Linked DNA regions of Homo sapiens: region 1 is linked to region 2. A link is an interaction called in ENCODE POLR2A ChIA-PET data of the cell type or tissue named here. Cell type or tissue: PC-9. All regions are shown on one strand. Links, peaks and the distances in the headings refer to the core of each region. The heading gives the core; the rest is flanking DNA. Region 1 overlaps ZC2HC1B (zinc finger C2HC-type containing 1B). Region 2 overlaps UTRN (utrophin).

Region 1 (10,767 bases), core at 1,204-9,203, 570 kb before region 2:
CAACACAGTGAAACCCCATCTCTACTAAAAACACAAAAAATTAGCTGGATGTGGTGGTGGGCATTTGTAATCCCTGCTACTCAGGAGACTGAGGGAGGAGAATCCGGGAGGCAGAGGTTGCAGTGAGCAGAGATGGCACCACTGCACTCCAGTCTGGGTGACAAGAGCGAAACTCTGTCTCAAAAAAAAAAAAAAAGAAAGAAAAAAGAAAAAAAAGAAATTGACTAGCTGATTCAAAGATTTTATGGAACTGGAAAGGATCTGGAATAGGCAATATAGTTTTTAAAAAGCACAAAATTGGAGTATTTACATTACCTGATGTCAAGACTTATTATAACAGTACAGTGATCATGACAACTTGGTATGGTGTATCAATTTAACAGAAAATAGAATCTAGATATAGACACCCCCCTATCTGTGGGTAATTGATTTTCTTAAAAGATGCCAAGGTAATTCACTGGGTGAAAGGCTAGTCTTATCAACAAATGATGGTAGAACAACTGGATATCCATATGGAAAAATGAACCTTGATTCTTATACCATTGTCTTAATCTGTTTGTGTTGCTATAAAGAAATACCTGAGGCTGGGTAATTTATAAAGAAAAGGGGGTTTTTTGGCTCACAGTTCTGCAGGTTGTACAAGAAGCATGGCACTGGCATCTGCTTCTCTCGAGGATCTCAGGAAGTCTCCAATCATGATGGAAGGTGAAGGGGAGCAGGCATCACATGTCAAGAGAGAAAGCAAGAGGGAAGGGAAGGAGGTGGGAAGGAGGAGTGACAGGCTCTTTTTTTTTTTTTTTTCAGAGGGAGTCTCACTATGTCACCCAGGCTGGAGTGCAGTGGCATGATCTCAGCTCACTGCAACCTCTGCCTCCCACACTCAAGCTATCCTCCCACCTCAGCCTCCTGAGTAGCTGGGACCACAGATGTATGCCACTGTGCCTGGCTAATTTTTTTGTATTTTTGGTAGAGGTGGGGTTTCTCCATGTTGCCCAGGCTGGTCTTGAATTCCTGAACTCAAGCAATCCGCCTGCCTCGGCCTCTCAAAGTGTTGGGATTACAGGCGTGAGCCACTGCGCCCAGCCCAGGCTCTTCTTAACAATAAGTTATGATGGGAGCTAATAGAGCAAGAACTTACTCCTTAGCAAAAGGACAGTACCAAGCTTGTTCATAATACATCCACCCCCATGATCCAAACACCTCACACTAGGACTGCCTCCGACACTGAAGATCAAATTTCAACATGAGATTTGAAGAGGACAAATATCTAAACTATATCAACCATATATAAAAAGTCATTCAAAAAGGATCATTGACCTAATATAATTGTTACAACTAAAGGCCAACAAAGATTTCCCAGGCAGGACACAAAATCCACTAATAATTTTTTTTTAAAAAAAGGAAATTAGTAAATTGAGCCTTACCAAAATTAAACATTTCAGTTTAAGACTTAAGAAAATGGATCTGGTCTGAAGAAATGATGAATAAAGAAAAAAAAAAATGGAAAGGCAAGTTACAGACTGGGAGAAAATATTCATAATTTGTATATCTGACAAAGAACTCATATCAAGAACATGTAAAGAACTCTTAAAACTCAGTAATAAGGAGACAACCCAATCAGAAAAGGTAAACAGATTTATTTGAACAGACACATCACAAAATAATAGCCAATAGCACACGAAAAGATACTCAACATCATTTTCATTAGGAAAATGCAAATTAAAAACCATAATGAGATACCACTACACATCCACTTCAGTGGCTAAAATTAAAGACTCTGACAATACAACACTTGTAATCTCAGCACTTTGGGAGGCCAAGGTAGGCGGATCCCTTGAGGCCGGGAGTTTGAGACCAGCCCGGCCAACATGGCAAAACCCTGTCTCTACTAAAAATACAAAAAAAATTAGCCAGGCATGGTGGCTCACTCCTGTAATCCCAGCTACTTGGGAGGCTGAGGCATGAAAATCATTTGAACCTGGAGGCAGAGGTTGCAGTGAGCAGAGATTGTGCTAATGCGCTCCAGCCTGGGTGACAGAGTGAGACTGTCTCAAAAAACAAAGAAGAAAAAGACTGACGCTATGAGTGTTTGCTATGATGTGGACCAACTGGAAGTCTCATACACTGCTGATAGAAGTATAAAACAGTACAACCATTTTGCACTGGTATTTTCTTTTCTTTCTTTTCTTTTTGAGACAGAGTCTTGCTCTGTCACCCAGGCTGGAGTGCAGTGGCACCATCTCGGCTCACTGCAAGCTCCGCCTCCCAGGTTCACGCCATTCTCCTGCTTCAGCCTCCCAAGTAGCTGGGACTACAGGCACCCACCACCACACCCAGCTAATGTTTTGTATTTTCAGTAGAGACAGGATTTCACCGTGTTAGCCAGGATGGTCTTGATCTCCTGACCTCGTGATCCACCCACCTCAGCCTCCCAAAGTGTTGGGATTACAGGTGTGAGCCACCGCGCCCGGCCTGCACTGGTATTTTCTTAATAAGTTAAACATACACTTAGCCTATAAAGCAATTCCATTTCTTGATATTTATACAAAAAATGAAAACATGTCCATAAAAAAGATTTACATGATTGTTCATAGCTTTATTCATATAGCGTAAACTGGAAACAACTGAAAATGTCTATCAACAATTGAATAGATAAACAGATTGTGGAATATTTACAAAATGGTCTAGTACTCAACTATAAGGAGGAAATACATGCAGCAACATAGATGTTCTATTATATGAAATTATAGGACAGGGAAATCTTATGAATAGTAATAGGAAATAGATAATTGGCTGCCTGAGACTGGGTTTTGCAAAATATTGACTGAAAGGGGGCATGAGGGAACTTTTTGGGGTGACGAAAATGTTCTGTATTTTAATTGAGGTGGTTAAAATGGATACATTCGTCAAAACTCATTGAACTGTACATGTAAAATAGGTGCATTTAGTTGTGTGTAAATTATTCCTCAAAAAGACTATTTAAGAAAGTGCAAAAACAAAAAGCCACAGTGTAGTCATACTATAAAATCATCTGAAAAATATGTCATCTGAACTTCTATACCAGAAAATAATCCTCATATTTGCTTCCCTTTTATTGAGTGCTAATGAAAATATATCTTGAAATAATGTGTTGTCTTAAGATATTCAGTAGAAAGATCTGTGCTGTGATTTTAGTAATAATGTAAGTACTTTGGCAACAAGTTTCATATAACAAAAAACATCTTTTATGAGAAATATATTCATTTTAAGATTAGAAACTACAGGGTTGATGGCTACCTTATGGTTCTTTAATTGAATAAGTGAAACCATGTCAGATGTCCTGCTGTGTGAATTTCTCTCACATTTTAGATCCAACTTGGATCTAACCGTGACTTGGATCTAAAATGTGGGGATTATTGTTTCTCTAAAAAAAATTCCTTTTGTAAGTCCTCACCAAATGTTCAATTTATTTTTCTTTGTATTTCTATGCTAACACATAATTTTATAATTAACTTCTTTCTTGTGTCCTTAACATAATTTTATGCAACAAACCAAATGATTATATGCACTCCCAACATTTTCACCACGGTTTGATGATTTTGTTTGTGCAAGGATTTTATATTAGCCCAGAATTCTCAGGCTTAAGTTCTAGAGAATTTATTTGTTTTTTGTTGTTGTTGTTGTTTTTGAGACAGAGTTTTGCTCTTGTTGCCCAGACTGGAGTGCAATGGCAGGACCTCGGGTCACTGCAAACTCCGCCTCCCAGGTTCAAGCAATTCTCCTGTTTCAGCCTCCTGAGTAGCTGGGATTACAGGCGCCCGCCACCACGCCCAGCTGATTTCTGTATTTTTAGTAGAGATGGGGTTTCATCATATTGGTCAGGCTGATCTTGAACTCCTGACCTCAGGTAATGCACATGCCTCGGCCTCCCAAAGTGCTGGGATTACAGGCATGAGCCACTGCACCCGGCCAGTACTAAAGAATTTATATACATATAACTAGAGTTATATATAACATGGCCTAACATGCATGAATGTGCCAGTAATTTCCCTTTTTTCCTCAGCATGATTCCCTATTTTCATGATTCAGTTTTTGAGACATGCCTATATTCTACTTTTTAGTGACTTAGCTAAGTCTGTCAATGATTTAAATTTCTAGGATACTGTGACAGTTTATGGGGACAGTGATATAGAATATTTATAATTGTTATTTTTCTATGAGGCCTGGGACATTCAGTTACCATTTTGCATAGCTACATAGACACGGATACACAGCACAATATTGGCATTTTAAAATAATGCTTGGTTTTCCACTTTTCTCTGAGATCTGGCCACCATATTCCTCGAAAGAATTCATTTGGACTCTGACTTTTAAAATCATTACCTATTGAAATAAATAGGACATGGTGATTTTATGAAAACATTATTGATAGAGGAAGAGAGGTGACTCCGATTGAGCTGAGTGTAGAACATGTAGCTCAGTTATGCTGGGTTCAGATTATTGTTGCAGAAAATACAACAATTCTCAAAATATGTGAAGTTCAACATAAATAGAAATCAGCAACCTTGAATGCTCAGCCACAGGACTCTCTCCTGCCTGCTCTCTGCCCCTCTGGTGGGGCCTTATGTTCCTTCTGTAGGGTCCCAGAGGCCCTAGTGCCTCTTCTTCTACAGTTTATCCCACCAAGCAGTAATTGTCTGTTTGCCTAATCATCTCTGAGATTTTCATTGGCAGGGAAATAGACTTCAACTTTGCTGTCTCCATGGTGATATGTAGTACCAAACACAGAAGGGTGGCAGTGAGTGAATGAGCAAGTGGGATTAAGGAAGCAACTCAGTATTGCCATGATCATTGTCTTTGCCTAATGTGAGTAGGGTTTATGGTTGCAGCATTTCTTATGTAAGACTTCACTTTCCAGCTGGCAAAATTGAAGAAATAACCACCAAGCTAAAAGCCATGTTCTAGATGGTTCTTCTAAACCATTGTAAATGAATTCTGAATGATAATGGCACTTTCTATTGTACTTTTTTCCTAGGCAGTTTCACTTCTATTTGGTAGTTGGAAACACAACCTTGCTGAACCTGTTTCCTTATAGCAATAGCTAGCATTTACAAAACATTTAGTATGTTCCACCCCGCCCACTGTGCCAGGCCCTTATGTGGATTTTCATAGTTAACTTTCACAACAACCCGATGAAACAGGTGATATGTAGGTGCTGGGAAAATGGAAGCTTAAGGAGGTTGGGTAACTTGCCCGAGTTCACACACATAGCAAGTAAAGAACTCAGGCTCAAAACCAGTCAGGCAAGCTCCAGCACTGGGCTTTTTATCATTTCCCAATGCTGTCCTGTTCTATTTTTTTTCAAGGCATTTATCTCCGTGTGAAATTTTTATTTATTTGTTTCTGTGCTAGAATGCTTACTCCTTGATTTCAGAGACATTGCATCCCCAGGTGTAAGACAGCACCTGGCACCAAGTAGATGCTCAGTCAGTGTTAAATTAATGATGAGGTACTGCCTTCTGGATGGAGTAAGAAATAAAGGATAAGGCTACCAGATAATTCCTAAGTGCTTAACAATTGTTACATCTTATGAATATACATTTTAGGAAATGATTTGTTCAAATAGGAAACTCCCCAAACTGCTTAAAAAGGTGGCTTACAAAAAATTCTTAACATCACTACATGAAATACCCATCCACGCATGTAGGAATTTTGACTATACACTAACACAAGTTCTACACTGAGTTTGAGGTTGATGCAGTTTCACACCCTTCCTGGGGTCGGGGCGGTGGGATTATTTTATGTTGCTGATATCTAGTGTGCTATCCCTTTAAGGTGCCTGAAACAAAACAAAGCAAACACCAATCCCTGCTTGATTTAGAGGGGTAGTTGCCAACCTAGTTTTGCTATGAGCAGCTCCACATTCTAAGAAGATCTTGCCTGTTTCCCACTTCTCATTTCTCTCCGTAACCAATTATGTCTGTTAATTGCAAATGAAAGAAGAAAAAAAAGATATTATACAGAACCACAGAGAACCTGGGGCCGACAGGAGCTGCCTGGGCCATTGCATCTCTGGAAGCTGAAGCTGTTTTCGGTGAACTTTCCTATCATCCCTCCTTCTTTCCCTTTTCTGTTTTTTGAGTCCTCACCTTTTATCCTATTACTATCTCCTTCCTGAATATATTGCCTGCTCACTTAGTAGTTAAGTGAAAAAAAAAATCTAGCCACTGCAAAAGCAGTATGTCTTTCTGCCAGTGACACAGTCCCATTGACTTCCATTCATATCTCCCAAACCCACATTTTGAAACATCCCATCTCCCTCTGTAACTCTGTAACTTCTCTAAGACCCACCCAGCACTACAACCTATGCTTTTGAATATTCTGTGCCCTACTGTGCCATCAATACTAACATTCTGTGATTCTAGAACTACTTTCTTTACACAGGATTTACTAAATAATTCATTTCATTGAGAAGTTCTTAAGATTAATTTTCTTTGTTTTTCTGGAAAAGTACATCACTTAAACATTTCAAGGACAGACAATTGAAATGAATGCACAGGTTGTGACATTTTTCCATGCCATGTCCTTTAGTTGAGCCCTGCATGTCTTGCCCTTTGGAATAGTCTCAAACCAGAGTTTGGGACCTTGTTCTTTCATGTTGGAGCAGAGTTCATATCATTACTTACATATTTATTTATTTACTTATTTGAAATAGGGTCTTGTTCTGTTGCCCAGGCTGGAGTGCTGTGGCATGATCACAGCTGACTGCAGCCTTGACCTTCTGGGCTCAAGCTATCCTCTCAAGTGGCTGGAACCACAGGCACACACCACCACACCTGGCTAATTTTTTGTAGGGACGGGGTTTTGCCGTGTTGCCCAGGCTGGTCTCAAACTCCTGGACTCAAGCAGTCCACTCACCTCAGCCTCACAGAGTGCTGGGATTACTGGCATGAGCCATCATATCCTTATTTCACTTCATGTAGTTCATTCTATAATTCTATAGTATTCTATAGTTGTTTTTGAAGTGCTAATTGCCATTTGTTGTTATCTTTACATTCAGATTATATTCAACGTCCATATTGTATGAGAAGGTTTAATGAAAGCGCAGCTGAGCGACATACTAATTTCTGCAAGGATCAGTCTTCTCGCCGAGTCTTTAATCCAGCTCAGACAGCAGCCAAATTGGCATCCAGAGCTCAGGTAACTATCTCTCCCCAGGTGTTGGCTCTTGTGCCCTTGAATGCCTAGGGGTGAGCCGGTAGAACTCCCTAGAGAACCTCAGTTACCCATCCTAAGAAGTGTAAGCGTGAAGAGAGCTGATCATGATTGCTCACCCCTGTGGGAGCTGACTTCTTTTGCAGGAGAATGCTTTCCAGCTAAGGCACCTTTGGGTGTTGTAGAAAAAAATATTTCTAAAGTATTTGAAGCTTCTTTGGGTGAAGACTTGAATACATAGTGTTTCTATAGCATTATGGCAAAACTCTTTATCCAACAGTATCAACCTTAATCACCCAGAAAAGAATTGCGAACCTGAAGTGAAACTGCCTGAGTGGGACAGGCTGTCCCAAGGCAACTGCCCCACAGGTCATGTGTTTTGCTCTATAGAGGAGGGGTCTTCACCTTTTATTTAAAGTCACAGAATCAGCAAGTTAAAGGGATATGTGGATGAATGGAAGCAGCTGTTAACATTAGGTGCAAATCAGTAAAATAACAACCTGAAGTGGAAGACAGTAGATTTATAAACCACAGAACTGGAGCCAGCAAACAGCACCATACAGTCGAAGGTCTCAGGTACATACTTACAATATAGCATAAAAACTATTAGTTTCATAGACGTGGCTTAGATGCCATGAAAAGTTGGTCTGGATACTTTAAGTGTATACAGACTGTTTATTTATTTTTGAGACAGGGGCTCACTCTGTTGCCCAGGCTGGAGTGCAATGGTGTAATCATGGCTCATTGCAGCTTTGACCTCCCAGGTGCAGGTGATACTCCCACCTCGGCCTCCTGAGTAGCTGGAACTACAGGTGCATAGCACCACGCCCAGCTAATTTTTTGTATTTTTAGTAGAGATGGGGTCTCACTGTGTTGCTCAGGCTGGTCTCAAACTCCTGGGCCCAAGCAATCTGCCCTCTTCAGCCTCCCAAAGTGCTAGAACTACAAGTGTGAGCATCGTGCCTGGCCCCTACAGCCTGTTTAGAAAGCTTCTGGTTAAATCCAGTATGTAATGGGGTGGGACCGTTTCCAACAAAAGCGGATCCCACAGACTGTGGATCCTGAGCGCTATCCCCTTAAGCATTAGAAGGTTATTGACTATCAACTATGTACCAGAAACTGCGCTAGGTACTGGTTTGATCAAGAATTTGTCATTGAAAGATGGAGGGGGACTTAGAGCTGGTACAGTTGGCATATATAGGAGAGCTATGGAAGAAGAAGTCACTGCAATTCCTGGAAGTCTTCAAAGGCAAGCAAACTTTTTGCCCTTAAATATCAAAATGGGTTCACCAGCCTAGAGTTGGGGTTGGGAAGGGCTTTATGCACAAAACATCCAGCTTGTGGCCTGAGGCACCCATCTGGGGAGCGAAAGCATAGAGTACCTACGAAAGAGGTACAGGGTGCTGGGTGTGGTGGCTCACGCCTGTAATCCCAGCACTTTGGGGGGCTGAAGTGGGCAGATCACCTGAGGTAGGGAGTTTGAGACCAGCCTGACCAACATGGAGAAACCCCGTCTCTACTAAAAATACAAAATCAGCCGTGTGTGGTGTCACATGCCTGTAATCCCAGCTATTTGTGAGGCTGAGGCAGGAGAATTGCTTGAACCTGGGGAGGCAGAGGTTGTGGTGAGCCAAGATCATGCCATTGCACTCCAGCCTGGGCAACAAGAGCAAAACTCCGTCTCAAAAAAAAAAAAAAAGAAAAAGAAAAGAAAAAAGAGGTACAGGGACAGGCAAGACAGGCAGACAGGCAGCCAGAACTAGAAGGGCTTTAACTCAAGCCAGTTGAGAGAGGAAGAAAAGAGGAATTGATTGAATAAATGCCCTAAAATCAAGGACTGTCCTTGATTGACAGGTCCTTGATTAACAGGTCCTTGATTAACAGGTCCTTGAATGAGGGCCTGGAATAGGACGATTAATAGAGTTGTGTGGGAGGGAGAATCTAAGAAATAATTGATGAGACTGAGAAAATGATTAGACATAGGATAAAAGAGGGAATCAGGGTTGACAATAAGGTTTTCAGCTCCAGAGCCTGGAGAGACAGGAAGACAATCTCTGTAGATAATAGAACACAGGAGGGAGGACATATGGGTGGTGAGAGGCAGTGGTTACAATAAATACAGTTTTATAGATTGTTTTGTTTTTGTTTTTGAGATGGAGTCTCACTCTGTTGCCCAGGCTTGAGTGCAGTGGCACAATCTCGGCTCACTGCAACCTCCGCCTCCTGGGTTCAAGCGATTCTCCGGCCTCAGCCTCCCAAGTAGCTGGGATTACAATCACCCACCACCATGCCTGACTAATTTTTGTATGTTCAGAAGAGATGGAGTTTCACCATGTTGGCCAGGCTGGTCACAAACCCCTGACCTCAAGTGATCCGCTTGCCTCAGCCTCCCAAAGTGCTGGGATGACAGGCATGAGCCACCACACGCGGCCTAGATTCAGTCTTGACATCTGAGATAGCATGAAAAGAAGTGCAATGTAGAAAAAGCCAGGATTCTACAGTCAGTAGTCAGGGTTTGAATTTCTTTCTTTCTTTCTTTCTTCCTTTTTTTTTTTTTTTTTTTTTTTTTTTGAGACAGAGTCTCACTCTGTTGCCCAGGCTGGAGTGCAGTGGTGTGATCTCGGCTCACTGCAACCTCCGCCTCCCGGGTTCAAGCGATTCTTGTGACCCAGCCTTCCAAGTAGCTTGGATTACAGGCTCCCACCACCATGCCTGGCTACCTTTTGTATTTTTAGTAGAGACGAGGTTTCACCATGTTGGCCAGGCTGGTCTCGAACTCCTGACCTCAGGTGATCTGCCTGCCTTGGTCTCCCAAAGTGCTGGGATTACAGGCATGAGACCCCGTGCCCGGCCAGGGTTTGAATTTTAATTCTATAATTTAGGTAAACTTGGCCGAGTTACTTAAATTCTTTGGGATTCACTTTAATCTGTAAAATGGGGTTAATCATGTGTACCTTGCTGAGTTGTTGGGGGACTTATAGATAAGTGAAGGGCCCGGTTCAGTGTCTTGCACACAGGGGCTCCTCCTTTCCTCTCTCTACATTACCCCACCCTCCCCTTCTCCAGTAGCCTTTTCCAGTTGATACGATTGGCATGACACTTTTGGAGGAATATGACTACTTTGGGCTTGAACACAGCCTAATTATGGAAAAGTTTGTATGTATAAGTCTACCTACAGTCTGTAAAGCAGTAAAGGGTGAGTTACATTTCTGCAGATGGTTCTTCTTACTGGTCTCCAGAGTTAGTCTGCTTTAGTGGGGCCAAAGAGAGCACAGGAAAGCAGCAAACGGAAGTGTTTTTATTCCTGAAGAAGGCCAGCTGGCTGTCAGTGTAACCAGTGACTTGGCCCCACTCCTCTCCTTGTTTTCCAGAGCTGAGTGGTGATTGCGAACACAGAAGAAAAATTGCTTGCTTTGTGAATTCCTTCACTCACTGTAGAGTATATCTGAACAGCCGTATTTGTTTCCTTTGTGCCAGCTTCACCACTTTGGGGCCTTGTCTAATAGTGAAGCTTATTCAAAAATGGAACAAGAAAGGAGGGGTTGTTTCAGTTTTGAAGGGCTGTTAACACAG
Region 2 (10,767 bases), core at 1,073-9,072:
ATGATCAGCAGAAGATACAGATGGAGGGGTTGTGTGTGTGTGTGGGTAGCTGTGTGTGATGGTAGTGACAGGAGGTAGTTTTTCTCTAGGTGTAAGTGCAGTTCTAGATGGAGATCTCATTCAAATAAACCAGTAATTATGGAGAGAAATGTGTTTTGTGTGGCTTAGTGTTTTTGACTCATTTACTTTTTTTTTTTTGAGATGGAGTCTTGCTCTGTTGCCCCAGGCTGGAGTGCCATGGTGCAATCTTGGCTTACTGCAACTTCAGCCTCCCGGGTTCAAGCAGTTCTCCTGCCTCAGCCTCCTGATTAACTGGGACTACAGGCACATGCCACTATGCCCGGCTAAGGTTTTATTTTTAGTAGAGATGAGGTTTTACCATGTTGGCCAGGCTGGTCTCAAACTCCTGACCTCAGGTGATCCACCCTCCTCGGCCTCCCAAAATGCTAGGATTACAGACATGAGCCACCATGCCTGGCCCATTTTACTTTGCGATGGTCCCACTTCTCGTTGTGTATTATGAGTTGCAATTGTTCCCGGCTTTCAAAATGAGCATTGGCCTTTTCTATAATTCTAAAGTTTTTGGTTATGGTCCCAGCATTGTATTATCAGTGATTCTCAACCGGGGTGATTTTACCCTCCAGAGGATACTTGTTAATTTCTGGAAACATTTCTGTTGTCAGAACTGTGGGAGAAGACTTCCAGTGGGTAGAGGCCAGGGATGCAGCTAAACATCCCACCATGTACAGGACAGCCTCACAACAAAATAATCATCTGGCTCCAAATGTCACTAGTGCCAAAGTTTAGCAATGCCAGATGAAACATTCCCCATCTTTTCAAAAGATCATCCCTTTGTTTTCAGATTTAAGTCCAAAGTATAAATGGAGATTAACCTCAGAGTTAGTCTTCTTTTGACTCTTAAAAGTATATCTTAGGGTTAGCTAAATGTATGCTACTATTTCAATATGGAGCTTAAAGAGAATAAATATTCTCCCAAAATACAAAAGAGTCCTGTGGTTATAGTAATCCAGCTTTAAGCTTTGGTGGGTTGTTGCTATTAATGTAGCAAATCCAGGCACTAAAAGTGGTCACTTGGAAATATTTATTTCCATTAAAAATATCCAACATCAAGGGTGTGTGTCTGGATATGTAAGTGTTTGTTGTTACAGTAGCAGATTTGTAATGTCCAGTACTTTTTTTATTTGCTTCTTGTGTACTAACTGCAAGATTGTGGTTAAGGAATACAGTGTCTATATTTCTTAATTGTATAACTTCTTCATTGAAATACATGTTTTATCTTAAATTCAAAAGAAAACTCCTTTTTTTTGCTTTGTAGGAATTGCTGGTTACTTAACTACTCATGATTTACTTGGGAAAACTTTAAATTCCACACCCTCAAATTATTAGATAATTATAATAAATATTTATTTGCAGATTATCATTGTTTTCCCTTTTTCAATGACCTGATATATGATTTTTTAGGCATTTAATTATTTTTGTCTTTAAGGCATGAAGCACAGTAGGTTTTAGATTCAATGCCAATTCATAATAATGTTTTGTAGGAACAAAATAGTTAACTCGTTTATTTTTAAAATGCATTTTTCATTACATGAGTAGTACTTGAAGCCTACACATTGTGAAGAAATTGAATACCACAGAAATACTTACAGTGAACATTTAGAGTTCCTTTTCTTCCCCAATACCATTTTCTTTCCTGGGGGCAGCTAATATTAACAGTGGATCCTTGTACATACAAGTTAGACAAGAACAATTGACAAATATTGCTAATTCCAATCATTTTCCCCCACACTGTGGAAAGAAATGATATTGGAACTCTGTGAAGGACATTTAAATCCATAGTCCAGATAGAGTTTGGAAGTGAATCCCACTACTTAATAACATCTTTCATTGATACAGCACATTTAAACTTTGAAAGTGTTTTCATGGCCATGTGCTTGCTTTTTTCTGCTATCCTTCAATATTTGTAAGAGGCTGTTAGTTGTGTGCGAATTTCAGTTTTCTGTTATTTGTTGGCATTGCAGTGTTTTTCCTCATTTGCCTGCATTTCCTTTGTCTCCATAGCTGGTTCCTTTTGTGCATGTTGAGATTGGACCTACATATTTTTATTCATTGTGTTATGCCCAAATACATTCTTAAGTTCTTTTTATTTGTGCCATGCCAAAGCAATAACCTCCATTCCTGTACTTACGAGGTAAAATATTCATTGTTACTTTTTACAAACTACTATACCCCTTCCAGGTGACAAAACATTTGAAAATACATGAAATGGGTATTTCTTTTTTCCATTATTGATTTTACTGACTGGATTTTCATGTGAATCATGGGGATAACATATTATAAAATCCTAAGAGGCTGCTTATATATCTCTCCTCACCAGTAGTAATATCTTTGGATTTAGGGGCTGCAAAGTATTTCATATTACGTACTTCCTTTTCCTTATTCAAGAGCTCCTGCCCTATGTATAACTGGGAAATGAAAGATGTCCCCAAGGCACACACAAAACTGTCTTCTATTTTCCAGCGCTCCTGCCTTTTCAGGCTCCTCCTCCAGGCCCTTCCTTCTGGGTTCAGGCTCTCATGCAATCTCTTTCCCTGAAAATTTCATTACCCTTTAAATCTGATTCCCACTTCCTGTCTCTTCTCTCTGGAATTCATCTTTCACACCAATACCAGAGTTGTACTTCTGAAAGGATCTGGTTGTCTTCACCATTAATACAAATTAATACCAAGTGCCATTAATACAAAATGTCCCTTTCTTGCCCTGAAGCCCTCCCTGCATCTCCACTGTGAGCTGAGTCAGGTGGGGAGAATACGGTGGGTCACCAAAGACCATCCTAGACTATTGCCTTTCTCTGAAAATGTCATGTACTTGCTAGGAATTCACATCCCTCCTCCTCCTGTCTGCTCATCTGTCTTCAGCCCAGCTCATCACTACACCCATAGCTAGATAATCGTTCCCTCCTCTGTGATTCGACTGTGTGTCATTTACACCTTCACAATGACCCATCTCAGGCCGTCTTTTATTATGGTGAGAAATGTGTGTCTCTCTTCCCACGAGGCATGAGCTCTTTGAGGGTTGGATCCCTGTCAGGCATAGAGCAAGTTAGCAGATGTGAATGTAATTGATGTGTCCGGCCTCTCTAGTGAGAGTGGATTTATACAGTCTAAAGCCTGGTTATCCTAAGTGGCAGGACACCTGTGTAGTCATGCCTCTTCCTTCAACTGTTGAACAGTCAAAGGCACACATGAATGGACTTGCTCTGACCCGGAATCTGGAGGGGGGCGTGCTGGAGCTCCAACAGGCAGAACCAGGTTTTGAGAGTACTTTGGAAAGCATTTTAGGGTAAAAATGCAATACTTTCTAAGAGTAATATTAGTACGGATGATTTAACCCTTCTTAGGTAACATATAATTGATATAATTATCTCATAAGGGTTTGAGTTTTTTTTCTCATTTGTGAACACATTTTACTTTACTGAAGGGAATATTCATATATTCCCTTCCTTAGATTTAAGAACCTTATTAGTTTTTAATAAGTGTAGTAGCAGTGTCATTGTTTGTCTTCCCTACTAAGTGAGAGAGCACATTTTCAAGGTTGTGTTTTTGAGGTTATTGAGTATTATAAAGTGAAACAAAATAGGAACCTGGCTGCCTTAAATTACTGTTTTAATTCTGGCTTCACACTATTTTTTTTTTTTTCTGGTCTATGTCTTAAAAAGCTGTGGACATTCCGACAGATGGGGGAGGAGCAAAAGAAAATGCCAAGAATTTAGCTGTAATCAAGTCTCCAGAGGTAGTTGTGTACCTTGCAATCTTACTGTCTTAAATCCAGATTTACCAAGCTTTAAATTACCTCCATCCTTAGGTCACAGGATGGGGGATGGGAAATGAGGTGAGATAGGGTCAGAGGAATTGTTTTAATGACCTTGCTGTTCCTTGTCCGTGATCCCATAGCAGGTTGTTGCCCATCTGAAATGCTTAGAAATCATTGCTTTTGAGCAGTGATGGTCCATGTAGACTTTGACCCTTCCATACTAGAATATTTGATATTTTGATTTTCAAAAAATACTGTATTCGTAATTTTATATTCATTTGAATATTTGTGAGTAAAAATAGGTATGAGAAATGGCTGCCCCAGATTAGTACTTAGTTTATTTTTTTTTGCATGTGAAATAATGACATTTGCTTTAGAAATTTACTAACAGTTTTTATATTTCGTTTTGGTTTGTAAGAACTGAAGTCCCTTAAAGAAATGTGTGTGTGTGTGTGTGTGTGTGCATGCGTGTGTTCTGTAAGCAGATGGAGGTGAAGAAAAAAATCGTCATTATTGTAGATTAGAAGCTTGTAAGTGCATCAGCTGAGTAATTTTTAAATGGACAGAGAAACACTATTTTCATGTGAGCTCTTTGACGATCTTTGTAATCAACCTCTTTGTTGTGGTGGAATTGACTTAAAGATGAGCAGACTTTTGGTATGTTTGAAAAGCACAGGAAACATCTGCTACAGGTTGATTGTGACAATATTTTGCTCAGGGAAAGGGGAGATAAGATAGGGAGAGTGGAAGGCAGAGTAGAGCTCCCTGTCTTCTGCCTTCACCCATACAGGTACAGGTGGTAGGTAGCATTGATCTTTGGGACTTGATAACCCTTCCCGCGCGGTGTGCCACGAGGTGGAAACGCCGAGTGAATCTGCTGCTGCCAGGCACTTCTAAAGGATGGGCCTTTCCTTCTGTACCAATTCCTTCCCATGAGCTGTATTTGGCCAGGTCTAGCCAGATATATAAGCAGTAGCCATTTGAAACAGTTACTTTGAAACAGTTACAGGATAGAACAAGCATTAATGTTGGCAGCAATTAAAAAAGTGAAACCCATGCTTATGCAAACACATGCTCATCCTGGCTGTTCATTCCTGTGGTGCCTCTGATGGGACATAAACACCAAAACTTGGATGTGGTAACTCTTTTATGGTCTCAATCTTGGTCATAATAAAGCAGTTGGTTTTGTAGATCTTAGTATAATAATCGCTACCATTTAGTGCATTCTTCTATGTGGGAGTCTCTGTTTTTCAGAACAACCAGACAAGATAGTTGTTATGATTCCAGTTTCACAATGAGTTATTAAGGCTCAAAGAAAAATTAGTTTCTCAAGGCCCCATGGCTAGGCAGGTGCTGAGCTTGGTAGTCAGACCTCAGCATTTCTTTATATGGGCACACTGTCTCTTTTAGAGCACAGTGTGGTTAGAATTACATGCAGGATTTTTAGTAGTGAAAATATTATAGTGTGGCTTTACAGGTTCCCTTCTATTCCCTTTGTCACTTTTGGGATGATCCATTGGCCTACATGGCTTCTCTGTCTGTTTCTTTCCTTTTTTTTTTTAGTATTTATTGATCATTTTTGGGTGTTTCTCGGAGAGGGGGATTTGGCAGGGTCATAGGACAATAGTGGAGGGAAGGTCAGCAGATAAACATGTGAACAAAGGTCTCTGGTTTTCCTAGGCAGAGGGCCCTGCCGCCTTCCGCAGTGTTTGTGTCCCTGGGTACTTGAGATTAGGGAGTGGTGATGACTCTTAACGAGCATGCTGCCTTCAAGCATCTGTTTAACAAAGCACATCTTGCACCGCCCTTAATCCATTTAACCCTTAGTGGACACAGCACATGTTCCAGAGAGCACGGGGTTGGGGGCAAGGTTATAGACCAACAGCATCCCAAGGCAGAATAATTTTTCTTAGTACAGAACAAAATGGAGTCTCCTATGTCCACTTCCTTCCACACAAACACAGCAACAATCCGATCTCTCCTTCTTTTCCCCACACTTCCCCCCCTTCTATTCCACAAAACTGCCATCGTCATCATGGCCCGTTCTCAATGAGCTGTTGGGTACACCTCCCAGACGGGGTGGCGGCCGGGCAGAGGGGTTCCCCACTTCCCAGATGGGGTGGCCGGGCAGAGGCGCCCCCCACCTCCCAGACGGGGCGGCTGCCGGGCGGAGACGCTCCTCACTTCCCAGATGGGGTGGCTGCCGGGCGGAGGGGCTCCTCACTTACCAGATGGGGTGGCTGCTGGGCGGAGGGGCTCCTCAGTTCCCAGACGGGGTCGCGGCCGGGCAGAGGCGCTCCTCACATCCCAGATAGGGCGGCGGGGCAGAGACGCTCCCCACATCCCAGATGATGGGCGGCCAGGCAGAGATGCTCCTCACTTCCTAGACAGGATGACGGCCGGGAAGAGGCGCTCCTCACTTCCCAGACTGGGCGGCCGGGCAGAGACGCTCCTCACTTCTTAGACGGGGTGGCGGCCGGGCAGAGGCTGCAATCTCGGCACTTTGGGAGGCCAAAGCAGGCGGCTGGGAGGTGGAGGTTGTAGCGAGCCGAGATCACGCCACTGCACTCCAGCCTGGGCAACATTGAGCACTGAGTGAGTGAGACTCCGTCTGCAATCCCGGTACCTCGGGAGGCCGAGGCTGGCAGATCACTCTCGGTCAGGAACTGGAGACCAGCCCGGCCAACACGGCGAAACCCCGTCTCCACCAAAAAATACAAAAACCAGTCAGGCGTGGCGGCGCGCACCTGCGATCCCAGGCACTCGGCAGGCTGAGGCAGGAGAATCAGGCAGGGAGGTTGCATTGAGCCGAGATGGCGGCAGGACAGTCCAGCCTTGGCTCGGCATCAGAGGGAGACCGTGCAAAGGGGAGAGGGAGACGAGGGAGGGGGAGAGGGAGGGGGAGAGGGAGGGGGAGGGGGCGAGGGAGGGGGAGGGGGAGAGGGAGAGGGAGAGGGATCTGTTTCTTTTCTCTTTCTTTTTTTCTCATGTCAGAGGGAGAGAAGGAACAGATACATGTGAATTGCATGTGCCCTGATGGGTCTGCGTGTATTAGAGAGAGGGTGGGAAGGAGGGAGGAGGGAAGGCTGTTGAGGCCATAAAACTTCCTCATATGCCAGTGACTGGAGTAGTTAAGGCCACTTACTCAAGTCAAAGCCAATTGTGGTTAAAACTTCCTTGAAATATAATGCTTCCATATAAATTTTGAAAATTTTGGCTGAGGAGACTATCAGTTTTCCTTATTCAAACTAGAGTTAATGAATTTCCCAGTTATACAGCAGTAATGCATTCTTTAAAAGTGCAGAATGGAGATTAGCAGTGCAAGAATCTGTGGTGACAAGTTAAACGGAGAATTTTTAAAGTCATTTTATGAACTCTGTGAATGTATTCACACTTTCTCTCTTTTTGCACTTCTGTCTTTTTTGGATGCCCCACTCTACCCGTCCTGAGCATGTCTTCCCAAGAAGCCTTCTATGCTAAGACCTTGAAATGCTGGAGCAAACACAGAAGTGACCTGTAACCAACTGAAAATATATAAGGGTAGCATGGACCTGTGGGAATAGTGTCAGACAGGCTGGAGAAGAGAGGAGGAAGCAGCTTGGGGAAAGTGTGCAATGGAACTGAAAGGCTTTCAAAGCTGTGCCAAGAATAAACGAGATGCAGAAGTGCTTAGACAGGATGGTATAATATTAATGGAAGACACAGAGAAACCTAGCTAGATAAGCACTTTTTACTTGCCATCTTCATCAGAGAATGGCCTTCAAAACTACAAAGTATAGAATAGTCATTACTGAGAGTGCTTTAGAGCCTGAACTTAGGACCACAAGCAAAACCACTCAGAGCTCCTCCAGATGCATAAATCTACATCCCAAGTGGGATTTTTACCCTTGATCTCAGGGTCATTTACGTCATAATCTTGTGAGAAATTACCAGAAAAATGGAGATGGAGGAATGTCCTAATTAAGAGGAAACATTAGTTTTTAGAAGCAGAAGATATAAAGTAAGTTTGATGTCAGTTCCTAGCCAAACTGTAAGATAAATAACCGACTAGAGATCTTATATGTGCTTAGGAAAGAATGTCGTGGTCACCAGGAATCAACATGGATACCAATAATAGGCCTTGCCCAGACTCATTTCCTTTAAGTACTACTTTCTTTTCTTTTTTTTTTTTTTTGGAGGAGGAAGCCTAGATTATTAGATACACAGAGTGATAACATCTCACATTTGAAGATGCTCTCTCATTTAGTTCAAATAATGCTCACAAATGAACATTCTTGGCAAGTCTTGATTTCACCAAAGTATTTGAGATAATCTCTGATAACCTTATATAAACTAGTTAGATCTTTGTGATCAATTCAAACATTATAAGGATCAGAATAGTTGGTTCTGGGTGGCATATTTTAAGGACATTAAAAATTGATGTAGTTTCCAGAGCGTGTTGATCAGAGTAGTGAGCAATACCTAAATATCATGTCCTACAGACATCATGGAAGGAATTGGGAACATGTAATCAGTAGAAGACCAGAGAAAAACATGGCAGTTGCCCACCTATGGAAAGAAATGACAATGATTTTGGTATTGGAGCTCAAAAGCTAAAATTGCATCTACTTACTTGCATTTTTTTTTTTTTTTTGAGACAGAGTCTTGCTCTGTCGCCAGGCTGGAGTGTAGTGGTGCCATCTTGGCTCACTGCAACCTCTGCTTCCCAGTTTCAAGCTATTCTCCTGCCTAAGCCACCCCGAGTAGCTGGGACTACAGGTGCCCCACCACGCCCCCAGCTAATTTTTGTATTTTTAATAGAGACGGGGTTTCACCTTGTTGGCCAGGATGGTCTTGATCTCTTGACCTCGTGATCCGTAGCCTGGGCCTCCTAAAGTGCTGGGATTACAAGCGTGAGCCACCGTACCTGGCCCTTATTTGCATTCTTTAAGGCCTGGTTCCAATGTTACCTTCTCTCTAAAGTCTCTTTCTCTTTGCAAAATGTTTGCTTTCACATTTGTCTTTGAACCCCTATCGCCATACACAGTAGCTGGATTTTATATATATAGTAGGTGCTTAATAAATGTTGGATGAAATATTGGAGCTGAACGGGGACTGTCTTGAGTTCTCAGATAAAAAGGCATCCAAAAGCAGAAATGAGAACCATCTATTGTATTCCCTCTACCGTGCTATTTGTTTATTCCTGCTCTGAGTTACTAACTTTAGAGAAAAATTGTTCTAAATTATATCAGAGCAAAATATTTTATAGCTGATAAAACCTAGAAATGCATTTTTTCCCTGTAATTTGCATTTTAAATCATAACTATTGCTTGCATTTAAGCAAAAAGAGCTAGCGTTTGGAAATTTTTAGAGTGGTTACTAACCTGTCATCTCTTGAGGATTTTAGTCAAGAATGAAGAAAATAATCATTTTCAAATTTGGAAGGTTTAGAAAAAGAAATAACATAAATGAAAGCGATGCTATCGGAGCTTTAAAAAGTTCCTTTGTTCCAGTGGCGGTAGATCTTGAGATGTAGTAGGCTGAACGTCACGAAGTAATATCCCCCTCTGTTATCATGTTCGATTAGGCCGATTCAACAGTCATTGAGAAGTGGATGGATGGCGTGAAAGACTTCTTAATGAAACAGCAGGCTGCCCAAGGAGACGACGCAGGTCTACAGAGGCAGTTAGACCAGTGCTCTGTGAGTTCTGCTGATCTGGGGAACTTGTCATAAATAACATTTTGTTCTTTTTCTATGTTATTTGCTGCTATTATTAAAATTGTGAGAATATAGCATAGCATTACATCTAGATAAAATATCTTTCATCATAAAGCTTTTATGACTTTATAGCTAATAAAAGAATGACAGATTCTTCAAGTTTTTATTTCTGGACGTGGTTATAGAATTTTGAGAGGTTATAGAATAGAGAACAAGAACAATTTTGGTTCATTAGGAGTCATTGTATATTGCATTTCTTGTGCCACATGGTGAGGATTTAAGAAAAACATATTTAACAAATGAATTTGAGAAGTGTCTGTTCATCAAATTCATTTAAGTATGTTTTTCTTAAATCCTCACCATGTGGCACAAGAAAAGCAATATACAATGACTCCATGTTGTGCACGTGTACCCTAGAACTTAAAGTGTTAAAAAAACAAAAAACAAGAAATGAATTTGCTAGTAATAGTGCATGCAGTTTATATTTGGTGAAATCATCAGGCTTCTCTACATTAATTAAAAGGCTATTCCCTTCTGAGAGTCAAGTATTTCCAGTCTAATTTGGCAGATGGCTATATCAAGCACCCAGGTGAAATGAGTTTCTTAAGGCACAATATTTCTTAAGTAGTTAGAAGTACTGACTCTTAAGCAGTCTGCTTGTGTAATATTTGCAGGGAGATAAGCAGACAAACTATAATTATGGCATCCACTTATATAGTAATGAACTCAACATGCATCTTTTATGTGTTTAGGCATTTGTTAATGAAATAGAAACAATTGAATCATCTCTGAAAAACATGAAGGAAATAGAGACTAATCTTCGAAGTGGTCCAGTTGCTGGAATAAAAACTTGGGTGCAGACAAGACTAGGTGACTACCAAACTCAACTGGAGAAACTTAGCAAGGAGGTGAGTTTTTCAACTTTACTACCTACGGTTTTCAGGAGATGTAGACTGTAGCTTCTCTCAGCTGACTAAATGTATTATGACCCATCCAGTTTGAAAAACGATGGTCTAGAATAACTCCAGCATGGGTAGTGAGCTGGGGCCAAAAAAAAAGGCATCATTTTTTAAATTAAGAGAGGGTGCTGATTGTCCAGTTTGGCTCAGGGCTTATCCATTCTTGTCTTAAATCTGGCTTGAAACACATTTATGACACTTGCTTTACCCCTAAGACATTTGAGTGGGACCATTTATTTACTTAGCAAATATTTCTTAATCAGTTGCCACCTGTCA

The links. ChIA-PET counts read pairs that join two places held together with the same protein. Peaks named below come from ENCODE experiments on the same cell type or tissue, not always from the same donor. Only the 100,000 strongest peaks of a DNase experiment are listed, where the experiment ranks them.
Region 1: POLR2A ChIA-PET joins it to region 2 with 17 read pairs; 2 of 35 experiments call an interaction of 5 or more read pairs at or near these places.

Annotation. Positions count from the first base shown.
Region 1 is chr6:143,891,513-143,902,279 of GRCh38, forward strand. ZC2HC1B (zinc finger C2HC-type containing 1B) reads left to right here. Exons shown (of 8, transcript NM_001013623.3): 5 at 7,040-7,179. Among named protein-coding and RNA genes, the nearest start is that of ZC2HC1B, 32 kb to the left of the region's middle. RefSeq lists an enhancer at 10,422-10,641. In PC-9, for the core only: no CTCF peak of the experiment used is centred there; a DNase peak (open chromatin) is centred at 5,189; H3K4me3 peaks cover 593 bases; H3K27ac peaks cover 1,410 bases.
Region 2 is chr6:144,464,320-144,475,086 of GRCh38, forward strand. It overlaps UTRN (utrophin), which reads left to right. Exons shown (of 75, transcript NM_007124.3): 24 at 9,401-9,514; 25 at 10,285-10,440. Among named protein-coding and RNA genes, the nearest start is that of SNORA98, 64 kb to the left of the region's middle. RefSeq lists enhancers at 5,313-5,989, 8,686-9,885. In PC-9, for the core only: no CTCF peak of the experiment used is centred there; no DNase peak of the experiment used is centred there.